2 separate regions of the Homo sapiens genome follow, and region 1 is linked to region 2. The links are chromatin loops, found by intact Hi-C in ENCODE. Cell type or tissue: sigmoid colon. All regions are shown on one strand. Each heading gives the region's core, and the rest is flanking DNA. Links, peaks and the distances in the headings are about the cores only.

Region 1 (8,341 bases), core at 219-8,218, 65 kb after region 2:
TTAGAAATAAAGAGTAGTGATGACTCTACAACATTGTGAATATCATTAATGCTGTAATTCATATACTAAAAATGTTTAAAATGGAAGAAAATAGGCAATTGATAATTTTTTACTATCTTTTTTTTTTTTTTTTTTTTTGAGGTTGAGTCTCCTGTCACCCAGGCTGGAGTGCAGTGGCGTGATCTCGGCTCACTGCAACCTCTGCCTCCCAGGCTCAAGCAATCCTCCCACCTCAGCCTCCCGAGTAGCTGGGACCACAGGTGCATGCCAGGCTTGTATTTGTGGTAGAGACAGGGTTTCACCATGTTGCTCAGGCTGATCTTAAACACCTGAGCTCAAGCAATCCACCTGCCTCAGCCTCCCAAAGTGCTGGGATTATAGGCATGAGCCACTATACCTGGCCAATTTTTACATAAATAGTAGCACACTATCCACATTTTTCTCCATCTTGCTTTGTTCACCAAACAATAATCTGGACCAAGACTGTACATCAGTGTAGATCATCAGTAGAAATAGTCTCTACTGCTCTTACAACTGCAGAGCACATCATCCTGTGGATATTGCCATAGTGTATCTAACCAATGCCCTAGAGATGAAAAATTAGATTGTTCATTAGAGATTTTTTGTAGGAAAAAAGTGATATCTGATTTATACCTGGGTGACATGTCGAAAATGGATCGGGGGTGGGGAGTTGCAGAAGATTGAAAGCAGAAAGTTGAGGCCATTGCAAACATCCTAAGGAGAGGGCGGTTACTTAAACTAAGGTGGTAGTAATGGAAATAGAAAAAATTAATGAATCCTGGCTTGTGATGGCAGTAGAGACTACAGAACTTTTTGATGAGTTGGATGTGGGAAATAAGGGATAAACAAAAATCACAGGTGACTACCTAATTTGGGGGCTTCATAAATTAGGTGGATGGTGGTGCTATAAATGGAGAAGACTAGAGAAGAAGTAGATTTTGGTTGTTTCATTTTCTTGTGTTTCTTTTTTCTGTATAGATAAATCGGGTGTTCTTCTTGGGATAACCAAGTAGAGATGTAAGTCATTAGGAATATGAATGTAGAACTTGATGGAGATGTTAGGAGTTGGGATAGAAATTTTGGAAATCATTGGCATATATATGGCATTTAAATCCATAGGATTGGAGGAGCTTAGAGAGTTGCTGTGGCGGAAACCAAGAAAGACACCAGTATGCTAGCCCTGTTCCATGCTAACAAGGAAGGAGACCTTGAAGTCAATAGTGTGATGTCATGAAATGCAAGAGAAGAAAGCATTTTAAGAAAGAGGGAACTGTCCATGGCCAGAGCCATGTCAAATCCTACAGATCTCATTTACTCCTTCAGTTAATCCTGCTTCTTTGATGCCAACTGCTTTGGTTATCTGGTAGCATGCCTCCTTCAAGTTATACCATCCTCCTAAATGATTAGTGGTTTTTCTTGGCTGATTTATATCCTTCGCTATGTAATTCCTCAGTGGATGGATAACTGAGGTATCCGACAATGTTAGAAAAGTGGAGAGGTGCAGTACACATGGGTAAAAAGAAATAACCACTGGCATATCAGTCTGTTCTCACACTGCGATAAAGAAATACCTGAGACTGGGTATTTTATAAAGAAAAGAGAGCTCATGGTTCCACAGCCTGTACAGGAAGCATGGCTGGGGAAACCTCAGGAAACTTACAATCATGATGGAAGGCAGGGGAAGCATGACTGGAGCAGGAGGAAGCAAGAGAAGGGGGAAGTGCTACACACGTTTCAACAACCAGATCTCCTGAGAATTCATTCACTTTCACAAGAACAGCAAGGGGAAAATCTGTCCAATGATCCAATCACCTTTCACCAGGCCCCTCCTCCAACATTGGGGATTCAATCCACATGAGATTTGGGTGAGGACACAAATCCAAGCCATATCAACTGGCTTTGGTAACAAGAAGGTTAGTAGTGACGTTCACAAGAGAAATTTCAGCAAAGGAATGAGAGAATGGGAGGTGAAGAATAGGAGACAGGAACTAAGAGAAGTTCTGCTGTGGAATGGGAACAGCAGAAATGGGAATGTCTGCAGAGGGAGGGAGGAAGGGGTCAGAGAAGGGTTTTAGACAGGGGATTCTCAACCATACTTGTAACGCTGCCCTTGTAAGAAGGGGAAGAGTGATGATGTGGGAAGGAGAGGGTAAATGCGGTGGAAACATCTGTGAGAAGCACCCCCACTTAATGGTTACACTGCAGTTCTCAGACACACAATCACCATCCACTTATATTTAACTAGAGATAGCACAAGATTCAATGCCCAGTCTTATTCTTTGTACTTTTATTATTATTATTATTATTATTTTACTATCTTGAGATATTCTTTGATTTCAGCTTGTCTGCAGTTGTTCCTTGGGGTGTTTCCTCAGAAAAAGAACATGGTTCTCCATCTTCCTAAGAGCTCTTTGTGTGTTAAAAATGCCTTTTCTTTTGCCATCACTTGGCTGTATAAAGGATTCTTGGATCTCTCACTGCCCTCCAAAAGTGGTTTTGATATTTTCTAGCTTCCAGTGTTGTAGGTGAGAAGACTGATACTTGTTTAATTCTTTCTCCCTTATAAAGTCCCATTCTCTCCAACTGGAAGCTTGTAAGATTTTGTCCCTGGAATATAGAAGTTTCACCAAGATATGACTGTCTTTTTTTCATTGTTCTGGTTCATATCTCAGAGATTGCTGTCAATACAAAGACCCAAGTCTTTCTTTATTCTTTTCCTTCTGGGACTTCTAAAATTTGTAAACTTTTCTTCATGACTCATGAATTTGTTCTGTGTGATGGAATATGTTCTCCATTCAGTCTACTACAACTCTGACAGCGTGTTCAGCAGTGACCATTTTGTTTTTCAATTCACCTGTTGAACTTTAAAATGCACAGTTAAGCCCAAGCGCAGTGGCTCACACCTGTAATCCCAGCACTTTGGGTGGCCGAGGCGGGTGGATCACCTGAGGTCAGAAGTTTGAGACCAGCCTGATCAACATGGTGAAACCCATCTCTACTAAAAATACAAAAATTGCCAGGCATGGTGGTGCACGCCTGTAATCCCACCTACTCAGGAGGTCGAGGCAGGAGAATTGCTTGAAACCGGGAGGCAGAGGTTGCAGTGAGCCAAGATCGCGCCATTACACTTCACCCTGGGCAACAGAGCAAGACTCTGTCTCAAAAAAAAAAAAAAAAAAAAGCACAGTCAAGTTCTGTCCTTTCAGAAAACTTCTTTTGTGCTTTACTGCTATGTCCTTCAACACTCACTACATTACTATTAAAGTTCTCTTTGATTTCTTAAATGAAGTCAGCTTCTTAGGTGCCAACTGCTTTGGTTGTCTGGTAGCATGCCCCCTTCAAGTTATAGCATCCTCCTGAATTATGTGAGTGCTCTTTTTGGCTGATTCATATCTTTAGGTTTAAAATCCCTCAGTGGGTGGAGAACTCAGGTTTATCTGCCAATGTTAGAAGAGAGGGGTCTACCGATGCCAGCTGGTGCCCCTCTCTGGAGGCACAATGGGATTTATGTCTTCAGCCCAGCTCACCACAAGACAAGCCTCTTTCACAGCTTTTGAATCCTAACTTTGCAAACAGTGATGTTCTCAACCCATAACTTCTGCCTCAGAACTCAATGCTGTCTAGGTATGTAGTGGCTCCTCAAGGTTTCAACAATAGTAGGCAGTTGTCTGAGTGGCCTTGGAATCTATAGAGGACAGAGTCAGAAATTGAAGCTCAGAAATCGTCCTTTAATTTGATTTTTAAGCCTGTAACTTTGATATCATTGCCTCAGGGCACAGGAACAAAATATTAAATATATAAACTGTGTTGTAATATAAGGTTATATAGTGTATGATTATTGGTATTGCTGTTAAATATACATAACTAATTGAAGTGTATAATTAGTTAAAGAGTTATAATGAGAGCAAATTATTTCTTAAAATAAGTTGAATCCTAAAAACATTTTTCTTTCAAGTAAAAACTCTGCCATGAACTACTACATATTTTTAATTTTCCCAAAAGGGATTAGAAGGTATTTACAATCCAGGTTAGGGTTTGTAGTTTAAAGTTACCACAAGAGAGAACTTGTATAATTTTTACTTAAATTTAGCTAAGTCCATCTATAAACTAAAATGGTGTATTGAAATTTTACATCAGATTTTTAAATTCCAATATAGAAAACTGTGTATTGGAAAACTGCAAAGACGCTGAGTTACACATCCTAAACTCTGTTAATTCAAAAAGTTTTAATCATCCTGGTTCAATTAATGTCTCTAAATAAATTATAAGTTAACAAAATGTTTGTCAAGCCAAACCCTGATCCTGGCTTGTCTCACTATGAGGCAAACAGTGGCCCCAGGCCAAGGACGCTGCATGCTCTCGGGCTGAAATATGAGCCGGGCTCCTGGGAGACCAGCAAAGCCTAAACAAACATCTGGGCCCTTCTAGCTGTTTACTATTTTCAGTTTTTATAAGAGTCTTCTCTGGATTTCTACATAGAAACAAATATACTGTGTGCTTTTATTTCAACAAGAAAATCTTTAGATTGAAGCTGTAATTTGGTTTTCATCAATAGCAACTCTTCTCTTTTTTAACAAATTGTCTTTTGCCTCCATAGTCCTTCCACTTCGATAATCTCTCTTCTCTTCTTTTTTTTCTCTTTCTGCATTTTGATTTCTTATTAAACTACTAAAGGTTGTTTAATTAATATCAATTAATGGCAAATCTGTGAATCCATCTGTCACAATAGTAGCTGTGCTTGGATAACCAACAACTTAAGGTAGTAAACTGATCGGCAATCTACAGTGAGTCATTACCCCTCCAGCAGCAATAGTCTGCCTGGGGCCTGCAGATGTGCTTGGTTTGCTTAGCATGGTGTTCTTGTAAAAATTTGAATATGAGTGACTTTGAGTAGAATACACTTTTTCCAGTTGACACCAGGCCAAACAATCTTCAAATCCTTTCACTTTTACCCTATCTGCGTGGCCTGAGTTTGTATCTGGTTAAAATTTTCATGGATAAAGACTCACAGCAGTTTCTCAAATGTGCCCCAAGGAATTCTGAGGTTCAGCCCAGCACTGGGTACGGTTAAGGGGCATTTCAGGTGATTCTGTGGGGGGTTAGCCTTGAGCCACACTGAAGAAACATCACCTAAAAGCTTTTCCAAATAGTCTTTACCTGTGTAGGTGTGTAACAAAAAATCAAAGCAAATCAAAAGAGTTTCTACATTATAATAGTACAATGAAAAGCAAGCTGCTAAGTTGAGTAAACGAGTGATCATGATGCACCTCATTCATTTATCAGTTCTCCTCTTGTAAATACACTGAAGTCCTTATTAAAGAAAAAAAGTAAATACTTTAAAATGAATTTTATACAGAAAGCAGCAATAGGAGTGATGAGGTTGCCAAATTTGAAAACCATTTTCTTTTTCAGCACTCCTAAAGGTGACATATTATTCTTTTAGTTTAATTTCCTAAAAATTCATATAATGGAAAAAATTTTTAATCGTAGTTTTTGTTAAGAAAAGAACAAGATTCTCTTAATTTTGTAATAAAGGTAGTAGTTGCTAAATTAAATCAAATTAAGTGATCTTAATCCTATTCCTCTAAATAAAACGATTTCCTTTTTAGTATCTCATAATATGAACAAATTTACCATTAAATCTAAATTAGGCAATGTCTTCGCATACAAAACACACCATTTACTACCACCATTCTTCTGAAAATTCTGGACAATTTTGTTTAAAATTGGTCTAGACATATTTTTTAACTTGAAAGAGTAGGCAACATTTCTCTAAATGGTTTTTCCTATTTCTTTTTTTAAAAAGGAAGCTTTTTACCCCTCATTTTTCAAAGTTATGTACCTGAAAGTCATACATTATAGAAAAGTAGAAAAAGAAAAACATAAATTCACCCTTCTAGGAAGAACTTTTAATAATGTATAAGATAATATAAAAGATGATAAATCATAATACACATATAAAATATTTATAAAATTTTTAAAGGATACCTTACAAAATTAAGAAATATTTGTGTACTATACAAAAGCCACTAATAAACAAATAAAATGCAAATTTCATAGAGCAGTATAAAATAAAAAGTAAAATTTTTATTTCCCAAGTCGGTCCTGATAAGTGGCTCTTTTTCTTCTCACTTTTTAAAAGTTGTTCTAAGGGTTGACAGTATAACTTTAAATAATACACTTAGCGCTTTCATTTTTTTCTTTTTTTGAGACAGGGTCTCTCTTTTTTGCCCAGGCTGGAGTGCAGGGACACAATCTTGGCTCACTGCAACCTGCACCTCCTGGGTCCAAGCAATTCTCCTGCCTCAGCCTCCTGAGTAACTGGAACTAAAGGTGCCAGCCCACCAAGCTGATTTTTGTATTTTTAGTAGAGACGGAGTTTCAACATGTTGCCCAGGCTGGTCTCGAACTCCTGACCTCAAGTGATCCACCTTCCTTGGCCTCCCAAAGTGCTGCGATTACAGGCGTCAGCCACCACACTTGGCCCTTTTTTCCTTTTAATTCAGGTTTAGCTTGCATACATTAAGTGATATACAAATCATAAGTCAGTGCAAATAAATTTTACTTATGTCTACAAACATGTAACTGCTAACTGCTACCCAAATCAAGCTAACTCCTTGGGGGTTCCTTCTCAATCAGTACTGTATCCCTAAAGATAATCATCTTTATCAATAGTGTTTTGCAAGTGTTTAAACATTGTGAAAACAAAGTCACACAGTATATACTCTTTTCTGTCTGCATTTCTGTTGCTCAACATTATGTATTTAAAATTCAGGATCCCTGTTCCAAGATGGCCAAATAAGAACAGCTCCAGTCTGCAACTCCCAGTGTGATCGATGCAGAAGACGGGTAATTTCTGCATTTCCAACTGAGGTACCTGGTTCATCTCATTGGGACTGGTTGGACAGTGGGTGCAGTCCACAGAAGGTGAGCTGAAGCAGGGTGGGGCATCGCCTCACCCGGAAATGCAAGGGGTCGGGGGATTTCCCTTTCCTAGCCAGGGGAAGCTGTGATGTGACAGACTGTACCTGGAAAAACGGGACACTCACACCCAAATACTGTGCTTTTCTCATGGTCTTAGCAACCTGCAGACCAGGAGATTCTCTCCTGTGCCTGGCTTGGGGGGCCCCAGGCCCACGATGCCTTGCTCACTGCTAGCACAGCAGTCTGAGATCGCCCTGCAAGGCAGCAGCCTGGGGGAGGGGTGTCTACCATTACTGAGGCTTGAGTAGGTAAACAAAGCAGCCAGGAGGCTCGAACTGGGTGGAGCCCACCACAGCTCAGCAAGGCCTACTGCATCTATAGATGCCACCTCTGTGGGCAGGGCATAGCTGAACAAAAGGCAGCAGAAACTTCTGCAGATTTAAACATCCCTGTCTGACAGCTCCGAAGAGAGCAGTGGTTCTCCCAGCATGGTGTTTGAGCTCTGAGAACAGACAGACAGCCTCCTCAAGTGAGTCCCTGACCCCATGTAGCCTAACTGGGAGACACCTCCCAGCAGGGGCTGACAGACACCTCATACAGGTGGGTGCCCCTCTGGGAAGAAGCTTCCAGAGAAAGGATCAGGTAGGAATATTTGCTGTTAAGCAATATTTGCTGTTCTGCAGCCTCCGCTGGTGATACCCAGGCAAACAGCGTCTGGAGTGGACCTCCAGCAAACTCCAACAGACCTGCAGCTAAAGGACCTGACAGAAGGAAAACTAACAAACAGAAAGGAATAGCGTCAACATCAATAAAAAGGACATTGACATCAAAACCCCATCTGTAGGTCACCAACATCAAAGACCAGAGGTAGATAAAACCACAAAAATGGGGAGAAATCAGAGCAGAAAAGCTGAAAATTCTAAAAACCAGAGCACGTCTTCTCCTCCAAAGGATCACAGCTCCTCGCCAGCAATGGCAAAAAGCTGGAGGCTGAATGACTTTGATGAGTTGACAGAAGTAGGCTTCAGAAGGTCGGTAATAATAAACTTCTCAGAGCTAAGGGAGACTGTTCTAAGCCATCTCAAGGAAGCTAAAAACCTTGCAAAAAGGTCAGACAAATAGCTAATTAGAATAAACAGTGTAGAGAAGACCTTAAATGACCTGAAGGAGCTGAAAAACCATGGCACGAGAACTTTGTGATGCATGCACAAGCTTCGATAGCTGATTCGGTCAAGTGGAAGAAAGGATATAAGTGATCGCAGATCAAATTAATGAAATAAAGCAAGAAGACAAGTTTAGAGAAAAAAGAGTAAAAAAGAAATGAACAAAGCCTCCAAGAAATATGAGACTATGTGAAAAGACCAAATCTACATTTGATTGGTGTACCTGAAAGTGA
Region 2 (8,341 bases), core at 193-8,192:
AAAGGGAGAGAGGACAGGAAAGAGAGTATTTCACTAAATGCTTTACATTCATTATTCCATTTAAGCCTCCCAATAACCCTACAAGGGAGTTATTATTATGATCACCAGTTTCCAGCTGAAAAAAGAATGAGCAGGTCTGAGAAACTTAACTATGGCTACACAGCTAGTAAGCAGCATCTCCACCTCCACCAGGTCCTCCTGACCCCAGAGCCTAAGCTTTTAACTACTAGTGCTACCTCTGAGATGAGGGGGGGAGTAGACTGGAAGCTCTACTGTTACATGAAACTCCTAGAGTTTTGAGTGGGAAAGCAAGATAAAATGACTATTTTAGAAAATGAATTCTTCACACACCATCCCAGACATTCTGGATACAAATGTCATTTGATCACATTGGATTGCAAGGAGACTAAAGAGAGTCAAAGATCAGAAACACTGTGAAATCAAAACAAACTGAAATGAGCTGGTGGTTATTTGCATATATAGGCAAGAGAGAAAGGGAAAAATCAAAGGTAAATGCAAGGCTAAAGATTACAGATACACACACACACACACACACACACACACTCTATTAGAACTAGTAAATTCAGCAAAGTTGCAGGATACAAAATAATCACACGAAAATCAGTTGTGTTTCTATATACTAACAATAAAAAACCTAAAAAGGAAATTTATAAAACAGCTCTATTTTCAATAGCATCAATAACAATAAAAAATTTAGGAATAAACTTAACCAAGCCAAGGGAAAAGAACTATAAAAACTATAAAACATTGCTGAAAGAAATGAAAGACAACACTAATAAATGGAAAGACATCCTGTGTTCATGGATTGGAAGACAATATCATGAAGATGTCAATACTATTCAATGTGATCTACAGAGGCAATGTAATCCCTATCAAAATCCCACCAGTGATTTTTGCAAAAGGAGAAAAATCCATACTAAAATTCATGTGGAATCTCAAAGGACTTCAAATAGCCAAAACAATCTTTAAAAAGAACAGAGTTGGAGGACTCACAATTCCTGATTTCAAAATTTACTACAAAGCTACAGTAATCAAAACAGTGTGGTACTGGCATAAGGACGGACATATAGACCAATGGAATAAAAGAGAGAAATAACCCTTCTCATATACCTTACAGTATATGAAATAACCCTTCCCATGTACCATATTGTCAAATGGTGCCAGAAATAACCCTTCTCATATACCATATGGTCAAATGATATTCCACAAGGGTGCTAAGACCATTCAATGGGAGAAGAACAGTCTTCAACAAATAGTGCAGGGAAAACTGGATATCTACATGCAAAATCATAAAGTTAACCCCTTCCTTCACATCACATAAAATATTAGCTTAAAATGAATCAGCTGGGCATGGTGGCTCACACATGTAATCCCAGCACTTTGGGAGATTGAGGCAGATGGATCACCTGAGGTCAGGAGTTCTAGACCAGCCTGGCCAACATGGTGAAACCCCGTCTCTACCAAAAATACAAAAATTATCCCGTTATCCTGGCATGGTGGTGTGCGCCCATAATCCCAGCTACTCAGGAGACTGAGGCACAAGAATCACTTGAACCCGGGAGGCACAGGTTGCAGGGGGCTGAGATCGCCCCACTGCACTCCAACCTGGGCGACAGAGCGAGACTCAATCTCAAAAATGAATCAAAGATCTAAACATAATAGCTAAAACTGTAACTCTTAAAATACAGAGGGATTTGGCAATTATTTCTTGGACATGACACCAATAGTACAGGCAACAAAGGAGAAAAATAGGTAAATTGGAATTTATCAAAATTAAAACCTTTTGTGCATTAAAGGTTACCATCAACAAAGTGAAAAGGCAAATCATATACCTGATAAGGGAGGGATTAATATCCAGAATATATAAAGAGCAATTCTACAACAACAACAGCAAAAACAACCCCCAAAATGGGCTAAGGATTTGAACGGATATTTCTTCAAAGAAGATATATAGATGGCCACAAGCACATGAAAAGATGTCCAGCATCACTTATCATTAGGGAAATGCAAATCAAAACTGCAATGAGAAATCCCTTTGCACCCATTGGTATGCCTGTTATAAACAAAATGAAAAGGAAAATAGAAGTACTGTGAGAATGTGGAGACACTGGAACCTTTATGCATTACTGGTGGGAATGTAAAATGGTTCAACTGCTGTAGGAAATGGTATAGCAGTTCTTCATTCAACACAGAATTAACAAATGATCTAGCAATTCCACTCCTGGGTCTACACCCAAAAGAACTTAAAGCAAGGACTAAAACAGATATTTGTATACCCATTTACATAGCACAATTATTCACAATAACCAATTAGTGGAAGAAATCCAAATGTCTACTGATGGATGAATGGATAAACAAAATGTGGCATATACATAAAGTTGAATATCATTCAGCCTCAAAAAGAAATGAAATTCTGACACATACTACAACATAGATGAACCTTGAAGACATTATGCTAAGTGAAATAAGTCGCACAAAAATACAAATACTGTATGATTTGTACACCATACAGGTACCTAGAGTAGTCAAATTCATAGAGACAGAATGTAAAATGGTGGTTGCCAGGGGGTTGGGCGAAAGGAGAATGGAGAGTTAGTGTTTAATTGATACAGTTGGATAAGATAAAAGAGTTTTGGAGATGGATGGTAGTGTGGTCAAACAACAATGTGAATGTGCTTAATGCCACTGAACTGTATACTTAAAAATGCCTAAAAGGCTGGGCACGGTGGCTCATGCCTGTAATCTCAGCACTCTGGGAGGCCGAGTCAGGCAGATCACCTGAGATTGGGAGTTTGAGAACAGCCTGACCAATATGGAGAAACCTTGTCTCTACTAAAAATACAATATTAGCCGGGCACCATGGTGCGTGACTGTAATCCTAGCTACTCACGAGGCTGAGGCAGGAGAATCGTTTGAACCGGAGAGGCAGAGGTTACGGTGAGCCGAGACTGCACCATTGCACTCCAGCCTGGGCAACAAGAGCGAAACTCCATCTCAAAAAAAAAAAAAATTACCTAAAATGGTACTCCACATTATGTATATTTTATCACAATAAAAAAATTAAAAAATATGTAATCCATAAATCCATGCAACTGTGCACTCAGAAACTACAGTATACCATTGTAACCACTCTGATTGTGGAAAATCCACTCTTCCCTCAGCATGCCCTGTGTGGCATATGTGATTTGTAGTTCTCTGAAATCTTAATCAAGAAAGGGCATCAGCATAAAATGTGTATTACATATTACATAAAGCTTAATTCTTTATTTTTTTCAGAGAAAAAAATAGAAGCTCTAATGTTTTCTTCTCGGACTGTGCCCTTTTGGAGGGACCATTTGTTTAAAGGAAAGGAAGAAAAGAGAGGCCAACAAAGACTGACAAGGTATAGTGAGCAAGGTCTGAGAATAACAAAAACAGTGTGTGCCTTGGAAGCAAAAGGAAGAAGGGGAGATAGAGTAGTTCACTGTGTACAATGCTGTTTGCAGGAGAGTAAGTTAAATGCAGTACCAGGTGTGGTGGCTGAAGCCTGTAATCCCAGGACTTTGGGAGGCCGAGACTGGAGGATTGCTGGAGCCCAGGAGTTGGAGACCAGCCTGGATGACATGGCAAAACCTCATCTCTACAAAAAATACAAAATTAGCCAGGTGTGGTGGCACAGGCCTGTAGTCCCAGCTACTTGGGAGGCTGAGGTGAGAGGATCACTGAAGCCCAGGAGTTCAAGGTTGCAGTGAGCTATGATTGCACCACTGCACTCCAGACTGGGCAATAGAGTGAGACCCTGTCTCTAATAAATTAAAAATCAAAAATTTAAAAATAATAAGTGCAGAGATGGGATCCTGGGGTTGGCAACATAAAGGACAGCAGAGACCTCGGCAAGAGTGATCTCCATGGTGTGATATGGACGGAAACTGGATGGAGTGGATTGAAGACAAGGTATGACAGGAAGAAGTGGAAACAGTAATTATATCACTGCCTTCAAAATGCTGTGCTTTGAAAGGGAGCACAGGAATGAGAGGGGAATTTGAAAGGTGCCATGATGCTAAATTAGATGTTGTTGTTGTTTTGTTTATTTATTTATTTTTTGAGACTGAATCTCGCTCTGTCGCCCAGGCTGGAGTGCAGTGGCATGATCTCAGCTCACTGCAACCTCCGCCTCCCCAGGTTAAAGCAATTCTCCTGTCAGCCTCCAGAGTAGCTGGGAGTAGCTGGGATGACAGGCACCTGCCACCACGCCCAGCTAATTTTTGTATTTTTAAGTAGAGACATGGTTTCACCATATTGGCCAGGCTGGTTTCAAACTCCTGACCTCAAATGATCTGCCCGCCTCAGCCTCCCAAAGTGCTGGGATTACAGGCATGAGTCACCTCACCTGACCTGTTATTGTTGTTTTATTATGGCAGATTACAGCATGTTTGGATGCTGGCAGGAAAAATCTAGAGGAACTGTAGAAGCAGAGTTCTTGAGCACAAGAAAGAGGACAGGGTCCAGAGCCACTGGGAGGAGATGGCAGAGAGAGGAGCGGGGTGGGGTGTGGGCAGGTAATACAGTGACTTTGGTGAAGGAGGGTTGAAGAGGGTCTTGTCTGATGAAGTGAGGTGAAGGAAGGAGAACTGTACATAGGTTACCTGATGGGAAAGAAGGTATTACATACCCAGCTTGGAGTTGGAAGAGGAAATATTTCAGGGATGTAAGAGGATCCTGGGAAGTACTGAGTACCCTTTGAGATCTGCAGTTACAGATTTATAGTGAGACTGTTCAGCAGGGCCATGTGTTTTTCTTCAGCAACACTTGGCTACTCAGGGACAGGCACAGCACAGACAGATGGTTGGTCTTAACCAGATTGGGGCTTTGCCAAAGTACAGCGGAGGAGAGAGACAAGAAGGAAGTTAATGAGGGTTGCAAAGCGTGCATTGGTGAAAGGTAGAAAGAGAATATTAGGGTGCAGACAGGGTTGGGTCCTTGTTGATGAAAAGGTCGTTGTCATAACAGTGGGTATCTGAAGTGGGTTAAGGAAGAGATATTTGGAGGCAAGAAGTCAAGGGACTGAGAGGCCATGGTACAAATGTGTGGCAGTGGGGCTATGTCACTGCAGCACAGGGCTTAGGACAGTCTAATCTGATCCTCCACAGTTCCACCTTGGCCAGAGATGTGGTTTTTGCTCCATGCCTCTATCCCTACACAAGATGACCAAGTTCTCCACCTTCTGATCAAGGACATTAGTAAATGTCCAGAAACAACGGGATGTCCCCAGTGGGTGGGAGCTTCCTTCCCGCTTGATGCTTGTTCGGCACTGAGTCCTGTCTACTCCACTTCCTGGTTCTTGCCACTGTGAGTCTGTCTTGCCCTCCCCCGCCCCGCCCCCTTTCATTTCAAGAACTCTGTTCTTTCTAGGCTTTCCTCTTCTTTGCAAACCATTTCCATTACCCTCTCTTTCTAGGTAAGCCTGTGTCAGAGTCTTTTTGTCTCATATTCACAGCAGAGGCATATGTGAGTTTTTGCTTCTTCATTGTGTGCTGGGATAGAGGAAAACTGCCTTCAGGCTTTTAGAGAGAGCAAAAAGAGGAGATAAATACACAGAAAACACTCAGGAAATTAGAGATGCACCCTGTCTCAGATGGATTATCCACAAGGCCATTGGAGTCATCAGAAAATGAAGACAGGAGTAGACGTGGAAGAGAGTGGGCCCAGTGTGAAAGTCATCAGTGATTGAGGGGGAGGATCAAGACAGATAGATGCCAGCAACAGAGGGGCAGCAGATGGAAAGTTTGTTGATGTGAACTTTGAAGGACAGTAGGAGTCATAAAGCCTGGAGACAGCATTTGGGGAGCAAAGAGGATTGTCTCCTCCTCCAGGTCCCGGGTGTCTGAAGCCTAAGAGGGATAAACAGTCTGCACTTTGGAGGCAAAATGCTGTATCAGGAGGCAAAGAGCTTTCCATTGCAGATGGAAAGGTCTATAAGGAACAAGATCCTCTGTCTGTCATGTTCAGCTTCACATCTCCAGCACCTTGTACAATGCAATGAGTGCCTGATGTGTGCTCAACAAATGTGTGTTGAGTAAGTGGAAGGGAAGTTAACTGAATCTGGTATTTATATTTCAGTCACATGCCACAACCCCATCACTCTTCGGAAGAAATGACAGTCTCTATCTTACTGACCCAGGAGATATGACTCTCGGGGGAACAAAGAACCTTCCTGGAGCCTTGTACATATTCGTGATGCCCAACAGAGCACCAATAACAGCACCTGATTATGCCCTTTGCTCACCTCTTAGCTCCCATTACCTCTAGCAGCGACAGAAGATAATAACTCAAGTGTTCTCTGTCCTTCTGATTGATCTGGCTTTCTATTGTTAAGAGTTTTGGGGAATTTTACAGGCCATTAAGTAATAAACCTTTGTTCTCCCTCTTAGCTCAAAACCAAATAAGAAATAGATGCTAGAATCAAGCATACTGACATAAAAATACCAGCTTTATTACTGATAAGACTTAACTGAAGATTACAATCTGAGCTATAGCCATTATCAGTATCCCTAAAAAGTCCCCTTCTCTACAGGACTCTGCTGACCTTGGAAAGGTTCAGGAAAGGTGGGCAAGGAGTAGTTGACCTTCATCAACAAAGAAAATTTAGAGAAGACTGGACCACACATGCTCTGTCCTTTCAAAAATAAATTACTTCCCAGGTTTGGGGAGAAGTGAGTGAAGGGACAGAGAAAACCTTGAAGGTTCCTCCCATATTTCTCTCTCTTACTGAGTGGACATTTTCTCCTTTCTTTGAAAATATGAAGAGGAGGATAGAGGGCTTCCTTCTAACACATACTAACTTTTAATTCTCCTACTGTGCTCAGTTCAGTATATGGTCAACCAGGATGGGCTGTTCCCATAGAAAAAGGGATCTGCTGCTTCTCAGGAAGGTGCTTCCCGCCTTCAGGGGAGACCCTTCCTCACCAACCATATCAGCCCCGGTTGATTCATACATCTTTCTAACATCACTGGTTGAACATTTAAATTTTCCCCACTGAAATGTCTGAAATGGTGAGAAGAATAACTATTGAATTAATCATACATCTACTAATTTGACCTGTCTTCCCACCCTTTTCTGTCTTCCCAGACTCTTCTGCTGTGACCTCTGGATCTCATGATATATCATTCGTAAACTCCCCTATCCCCCTAACATCTGGCTGGTTAAAATGTGAGTCATGGTACGTTTTAACACCAAAACATAACTGCTAGGGTTTGAATGTGTCCGCTCCAAAATGCAGGAGTTGCCAATGTGATAGTATTAAGATATGGGGCCTTTAAGAGGTGGTTAGACCATGAACCATGAGGACCTCTCCCTAGTGAATGAGATTAAGGCTCTTATACAAGAGGCTTCACACAGCCTTGGGCTCTCTTGTCTTTTAGCCTTCCGTGATGTAAGAACATAGTGTTCCTCCCCTCCAGAGGATGCAGCCCTTACCAGATAACCAAATCTGCTGGTGTCATGAGCTTAGACTTCCCAGCCTCCAGAATTGTCAAAAAATGAACTTATTTTCTTTATAAATTACCCAGTCTGTGGTATTCCGTTATAACAGCACAAGTGAACCAAGACACATACATAGCTATCAGTTAAATTTCTGGGTCATTTAATAACTCTATGTTTAAGTTTCTAAGGAATCGCCAAGCTGTTTTCCAAGTGGTTGTATCATTCCACTTCTCTACCAGCAATATATGAGGGTTCCCATTTTATAGCCTCACCAACACTTATTATCTTCTGTTTTTTAAAATTATAGCTATCCTAGTGGGTGTGAAGTGGTATCTCATTTTGGTTTTAATTGCATTTTCCTAGTGACTATGCCACTAAGCATCTTTTCACGTGCTTATTATATATTTGCATATCTTCTTTGGAAAAATGTCTACTTAAATCATTTGCTTATTTTAAATTGAGTAGTCTTTTTATTAATGAGTTATAAGAATTCTTTATATATTCCGAACATAATTTCCTCATCTGAGACATACAAATATTTTCTTTATTCTGTGGGTGTTTTTTCACTTTCTTGATGGTACCCTTTGAAGCACAAAAGATTTTAGTTATGATGAAGTACAATTTATGTGTTTTTTTGTTGCTGTGTTTCTGGAACCCATAGCCTAATCCAAGGTCATAAAGATTTATGCCTATGTTTCCTTCTAAGAGTTTTGTATTTTAGTCCTTTTCCCCCTTTTTGGTAATAGCTTTATTGAGATATAATTCATATGCCATACAATTCATCCATTTAAAGTATACAATCCAATAGTATTTAGTGTAGTCATGGAGTTGTGTAACCATCACAATTAATTTTAGAAC

What was found. Peaks named below come from ENCODE experiments on the same cell type or tissue, not always from the same donor. Only the 100,000 strongest peaks of a DNase experiment are listed, where the experiment ranks them.
Region 1: it touches region 2 in a loop (2.5-fold over the local background); 2 of 110 quality-filtered maps call a loop at or near these places.

The regions. Positions count from the first base shown.
Region 1 is chr10:22,082,477-22,090,817 of GRCh38, forward strand. No RefSeq gene overlaps it. Among named protein-coding and RNA genes, the nearest start is that of DNAJC1, 83 kb to the left of the region's middle. In sigmoid colon, for the core only: no CTCF peak of the experiment used is centred there; a DNase peak (open chromatin) is centred at 4,375.
Region 2 is chr10:22,017,612-22,025,952 of GRCh38, forward strand. No RefSeq gene overlaps it. Among named protein-coding and RNA genes, the nearest start is that of DNAJC1, 18 kb to the left of the region's middle. RefSeq lists an enhancer at 4,770-5,203. In sigmoid colon, for the core only: no CTCF peak of the experiment used is centred there; a DNase peak (open chromatin) is centred at 4,830.